Linked DNA regions of Homo sapiens: region 2 is linked to region 1. Evidence: read pairs that join two places in POLR2A ChIA-PET (ENCODE). Cell type or tissue: OCI-LY7. All regions are shown on one strand. Links, peaks and the distances in the headings refer to the core of each region. The heading gives the core; the rest is flanking DNA. Region 1 overlaps CFAP97 (cilia and flagella associated protein 97). Region 2 overlaps LRP2BP (LRP2 binding protein).

Evidence for each region. Peaks named below come from ENCODE experiments on the same cell type or tissue, not always from the same donor. Only the 100,000 strongest peaks of a DNase experiment are listed, where the experiment ranks them.
Region 2: POLR2A ChIA-PET joins it to region 1 with 9 read pairs; 5 of 35 experiments call an interaction of 5 or more read pairs at or near these places.

Annotation. Positions count from the first base shown.
Region 1 is chr4:185,201,081-185,203,997 of GRCh38, reverse strand. CFAP97 (cilia and flagella associated protein 97) reads left to right here. Exons shown (of 5, transcript NM_020827.3): 1 at 1-100. Among named protein-coding and RNA genes, the nearest start is that of CFAP97, 1.5 kb to the left of the region's middle. RefSeq lists silencers at 1-86, 1-465. In OCI-LY7, for the core only: no CTCF peak of the experiment used is centred there; DNase peaks (open chromatin) are centred at 447 and 1,337; H3K4me3 peaks cover 1,724 bases; H3K27ac peaks cover 897 bases.
Region 2 is chr4:185,365,683-185,368,599 of GRCh38, reverse strand. LRP2BP (LRP2 binding protein) reads left to right here. Exons shown (of 9, transcript NM_001377440.1): 9 at 1,355-2,917. The coding sequence ends at 1,420. It also overlaps a transcript of SNX25 not described here. Among named protein-coding and RNA genes, the nearest start is that of LRP2BP, 29 kb to the left of the region's middle. In OCI-LY7, for the core only: no CTCF peak of the experiment used is centred there; no DNase peak of the experiment used is centred there.

The DNA of each region.
Region 1 (2,917 bases), core at 179-2,678:
TCCGCCTCCGGAAGCGCGGGCGCGCGGCGCCGGGAGCCCGTTCAGGGCCGCGGGAGTGCGCCAGCGCCGCGCGTGGGGCTGTGGTGGCCGCGGCTCTCAGGTGAGGGGCGCGCGAGCGGCTCCTGGCTCCCTGCTCGCGGGGCGCCCGCCACGCTCCTTTCCGTTCGCATCCGTCTCCCCGCTCCGGAGCCCAGGCGGCGGCGAGTACTCGGGGTGGGTTTAACGAAGCCTGCGCGGACGGTGGGAGACCGCGCCCCCACGACAGGGGCGCCCGCGGCGGCGGGTCGCGGCGCCGTTCCACCCCGGTCCCCTGTGAGAATGGCGGGTCCCGCCCTCTCGCGCGTTCCGGGTGGCTTTGAGGGTCAGGATCAGCCCTAAATTGAGATTGGGCCGCGACCACATGCCGGGCCCTGACGACTTCTTCCTACTTGTAGGGACTCGAACCTAACCCACGAGGCCCGAGGGGTTATCTGCCTTCCGGGGACGGTAGGGGATGTAGACAAGAGCCTAGCGTTCCTGGAAACAGGTGTTTAATTTGGGCCGGGATTTTCATGTACCCAATTGGGCATCTTGTTGGAGGCCTACTGTGCTGTTTAACTACAGAAATGTATTGTCACAGTAACAAGATGACAGTTTAAAAAGTGCCCGGTGCTTTTCTGTGTATTTTCCTGATGTTTGGTGAAAGCATTAGTCTTGTTATTGCTGGTCTGTAGGACCTGGCAAGTGGGGCGTGCCCAGTGACTCTCAGGCAGCTTTGATAAAAACTTACCTGTCTCTTTTTTTTATTTTTATTTTTTGAGACAGGGTCTCGCTCTGTGGCCCAGGGTGGAGTGCAGTGGCACGATCATGTCTCACTGCAGCCTCCCAACTCCTGGGCTCAAGCGATCCTCCTGTCTTGGCCTCCCAAAGTCCGGGGATTACAGGCGTGAGCCATGCCCCTCCTGGCAAAACTCTGTCTTGATTGAGCACCAAAGGGTTGTTATGGTCTGATGAACTATCCTTTAATTTTATCCTTTCCTAGTCTGTTGTAAAGAGAATCTTAACTACTTTATTAAGTCATTTTTCTTATTCTCTGGTAAATTGAATCACTTACCTCGTAGTAAATGTTATCAAAAGAATTGCTCAGTGGATGGGATTGTTGGGTAAATTTTCCTGTAAATTAAGTCACATGAGTGTCGAAATCTTTACAGTAACTCTGTTGGATATTATTAACTAAAATTTAAACCTGAAAAGTCTCACAGGCACCGGACTATGCACCAGGGCGCATGAACTGTGACCACTTAGGGAGGCAGCTGGCTTCCAGCTCTTGGGGACTGCATGACCTTATCATGGAAATGCAGATAAAGGCATAGTTGTGGTTTGTGCTTCCGGAGGGGTGGGGGAAGATGGCAGGAAACTATCAAGGAAACTGGGTTGAAACCCGGTGATTTTTTTTGTTTGTTTGTTTTTTGAGATAGGATCTCACTCTGTTGCCTAGGCTGGAGTGCAGTGGCCTGATCTCGGCTCACTGCAGCCTCAGCTCCCAGGTTCCAGCGATTCTCCCACCTCAGCCTCCGGAGTAGCTGGGACTACAGGCGAGAGCTACAACGCCCGGCTAATTTTTGTATTTTTTGTAGAGGTGGGGTTTGGCCATGTTGGCCAGGCTGGTCTCAAGCTCCTGGGCTCAAGTGGTCTGCCTGCCTGGGCCTCCCAAAGTTACAGGCATGAGACTGTAACATGAGCCACCGCACATGAGCCTCCATGCCCAGCCACACACATACAAGGCGATTTTTCTACCCTCGTGGGTAGCAAAGAGCATGGCTCAATCTTAAATCTCCTAACTCCAAACTCCTTTGTGGGATAAACATTCTTTGAATGACTAAATTCATCAGGTTCTCCTTTGGGTACTGGGGTTATAAAGATGAGGAAGTGACGAGGAGCTCCCAGTCTGGCAAGGAGACAAGTGTAGGGGATGGGGGGAAAAACAAAAATCCTTTTTCCTTTAGCTGGGTCTGCAGCTGGGGCTGTAAGGCAGATTAACAGGAGAAAAGGCATACGTATTTTATGTTAATTTTTACAATGACACAGGGCTTTCCTAGAAAAGAAGTGGATAGGCCAGAAAGTTTCTATACGGTGTTTAAAAGATGATAAACTGTGGAGATACGACATGAAGAGATCATAAAACCAGGTGGAGGGTTAGACCTCTAGGGATTGAAACTATGGGACGGTAAATACAGGCATACCTTGGAGATATTTTGGTTGCTTGCAGACCACCACAATAAATTAAATCTTGGAATAAAGCGAGTCACATGAATTTTTTGGTTTCCCAGTGCATATAAAAGTTATGTTTACACTATACCGTGGTCTGTTAAGGGTACAATGGTATTATGCTTAAGAAATGTACATACGTTATCTAAAAAATAATTTATGGCTAAAAAATGCTGTCAATCATCTGAGCCTTCAGGGAGTTGTAATTTTTTTTTGCTGGTGGAGGGTCTTGCCTCACTGTTGATGGCGGCTGACTGATCAGGGTGCTGAGTGCTGAAGGTTGGGATGGCTGTGGCAATTTCTTAAAATAAGACAATGATTAACTTTGCTTTATTGATTGACTTCTTTTCACAAAAGATTTCTGTAGCTTGTGATGCTGCTTGACAGCATTTTATCCAGAGTAGAACTTTTTTTTTTTTTTTTTTGAGGCGGAGTCTTGCTCTGTCGCCTGGGCTGGAGTGCAGTGGTGTGATCTGGGCTCACTGCAACCTCCGCTTCCTGGGTTCAAGAGATTCTCCTGCCTCAGCCTCCCAAGTAGCTGGGATTACAGACATGGGCCACCACGCCCAGCTAATTTTTTTTTATTTGTAGTAGAGATGAGGTTTCACCATGTTGGTCAGACTGGTCTTCAACTTCTGACCTGAAGTGATCCACCCACCTCGGCCTCCCA
Region 2 (2,917 bases), core at 91-2,590, 160 kb before region 1:
GAATGATATCATATGACGCATGATATGAGGAACAGAAATGGTCTCCCTCAGAGCAAAAGGACACAAGGTGTCCCGACAGCGGTGTTCACTGGACCGGCAGTGTCCCGCAGGAAGGGAACGGGTTGGGAGGGAGAGGCAGTGTCCCGCAGGAAGGGAACAGGTTGGGAGGGAGCAGAATCAGTGCCCATGGCAGGCAGTGTGTTATGGCAGAAGGTGAGGCAGTAAGATGGTAACTGGGACCTGGAGGCGACAGACCCAGGCCTGCTCTCGGCTCTGCCACCGTCAGGCAGGGTGACTCCCACTTCCTAGAGTGTTAGGTTTCTGTGAAACCAGCATTATGTATTCTGTTAGGACCCTTCGAGGATTCTGGAGTACATGGAGAGAAACACCAGCCTAAAATAAGGGAAAGTTTTCTTTTTTTTGAGACGGAGTCTGGCTCTGTTGCCCAGGCTGGAGTGCAGTGGCGCAATCTCGGCTCTCTGCAAGCTCCGCCTCCCAGGTTCACGCCATTCTCCTGGCTCAGCCTCCCGAGTAGCTGGCACCACAGGCGCCCACCACCACGCCTGGCTAATTTTTGTATTTTTAGTAGAGACGGAGTTTCACTGTGTTAGCCGGGATGGTCTCGATCTCCTGACCTCGTGATCCATCCACCTCGGCCTCCCAAAGTGCTGGGATTACAGGTGTGAGCTACCGCGCCCGGCCATAAGGGAGAGTTTTCTAACACAACAGTTCAGGAAACAAAGAAAAACACAAGTTTTCTCTGAAGGTGAAAACTTCTACATATGTAGAATGTGTAACTTCCTGCTACTGGAAGCAACCAAGCAAATACCTAGTGACCAACTGTCGTGGGTACTGAAGGGACAATTACTGCATAGAATGGGGTTTGGATGAGAGCTCTATATCCCAAATTGTTGACATTCTAGAAATTATGCACCTTGTCACTATTTAGACATAATAAAATTATTTTAGCTGTATATTTTAAAATAAAATTTTACAGATGCTGTTATTCACATAATGAGATCATAACAACTTTGAGGCCAAATGTTAATGCTCTCCATTTTACTTATTTTAATAATTCATAACATACAATGCTATCATTGGTGCTTAAGTTCCCTTTATTCTTGGCATTGATAAAATATCTCTTTCAAATGAGAATAACATGGTTATTTTGAGTATTGATCTATTCTGCATAGGTTAAAGTAGGACATCAGAATAGAAAGTATCTTAACAAATTTTCTTGAAATTCACTGTACTTTACTATTCTTAAAAATGAATCAAAAAAGAAAAAAAAAAAAAGAAGAAAGACCCAAACAATTAGAATGTATCTAAATATCTGACTCTTTTTGATTTTAAGGCTTGTCGTCTGAATCCCGCATTGGCAGATGAACTTCACTCCTTACTTATTCGTCAAAGAATTTAGACCACAATGTATTTCAACAAAGATCATCAATGCTAACACCTCACAATGTGTGTATTTTTACAGTAGCTATGTTTGGTTATTTTGCACATCACAAATTACACTATCCTGGGTATTTTACAGGTGACATGTTACTTCGTTCTTGAATTCGTACGCTGTTAAGTTTTGCAACTTGAAACCTAGACACAAGGTCAAATTGCTGGAAGAGTCCTCAGAGGTCCACCTCTTACCCTACAGACTGGCCGAGACCATATCAAGTATTAAAACCATTCTATACAGCAAGTATCGTTTATCCTTTCTTAAACACCGAGTCTCCAAAAATACTTAGTTTAGCTTTAGTTTAGTAAGTTCAGAAGTAGAAACAAACTTATTTAAAACCATCATTTGAAAGTTTAATTCTTTAAATTTGTCTCTTAGTTTTGTGAATTTTGAATAATAATGTTTAAATTTTGTTTCAGTCATTTAAAATTTAAATTTTCAGTCATTTAAAATTTTAAAAATTTAAAATTTCACAAAACTAAGGGTAAAAGACATTTAAAGAATTAAACTTAAATAAGTGTGTGCAGCATTTCTACTTCTGAAGTTATTAAAGCTAAAACTGCACTAAGCCTTTTGAGACATCCTTTATTCTTAAAAAGCTCATAAATAATTGGCTTATTACATATAAACTTCAAAAAAGTGGGTTATAAGACATTGCTTTAGAATCTTGCCCCTCCAAATCTTCCCTCAAAGATCTTAATGAGTAAAACAACTGCTACATACATATGCAGAATGTGTAATAAAACAAAAAGCAATTGCTATATGAAAATATTCGTAAGAAAAGTAAAGCAAATTGTTTCTTTGTGCTTCAGCTCATTTTCCATATTTTTAAAACCCTGTGGTAAAAGCCTCAATGAAATCATTTACAAGAACTACAATTAAATATTGTTAAAATTAGCAAAAGGCTTTCCGTATATAGATGACATCTATGAAGGCAAAAGGTGACAGTAAAAACAGTAAGATCCATATGCATAAGATTGTACAAGGCTATTCATTTGTGAAACAAATATACATATCGAAGACAGGTCTCAGAGATACCTTAACTATTCCTTTTTTTATAAACATATTAAAGGATGTGGCTTTATTTTATAAATCACAACCATCCCAACAGTGGATTTAAACAAGATTTCTTTTTAGTAATGGGAAAATGCAATTAATATGGAGGTGATAGTCACTAAGAACTGTTGAATGGCAGAAAAGTATTTGCTCTCGTTTTATGTTCTGGCTTGTCTGTATTGCCTGAACTTCATTTTGTCTTTGTGTAAGGGAAGAAATTTCAACAGACTCGGGTTTGAGATATCCTCAAATGGTCATGTATTTCTGTCTCAAATCTCTTAATACCACCCATGTAACATTCCTTCAACCACTTGAAGATCCAAATTCCCAACTAGTATTCTCTTCTCCACACTTAATCCAGTTCCTAAAGATTATTATTATTATTATTATTATTATTTTTTTTTT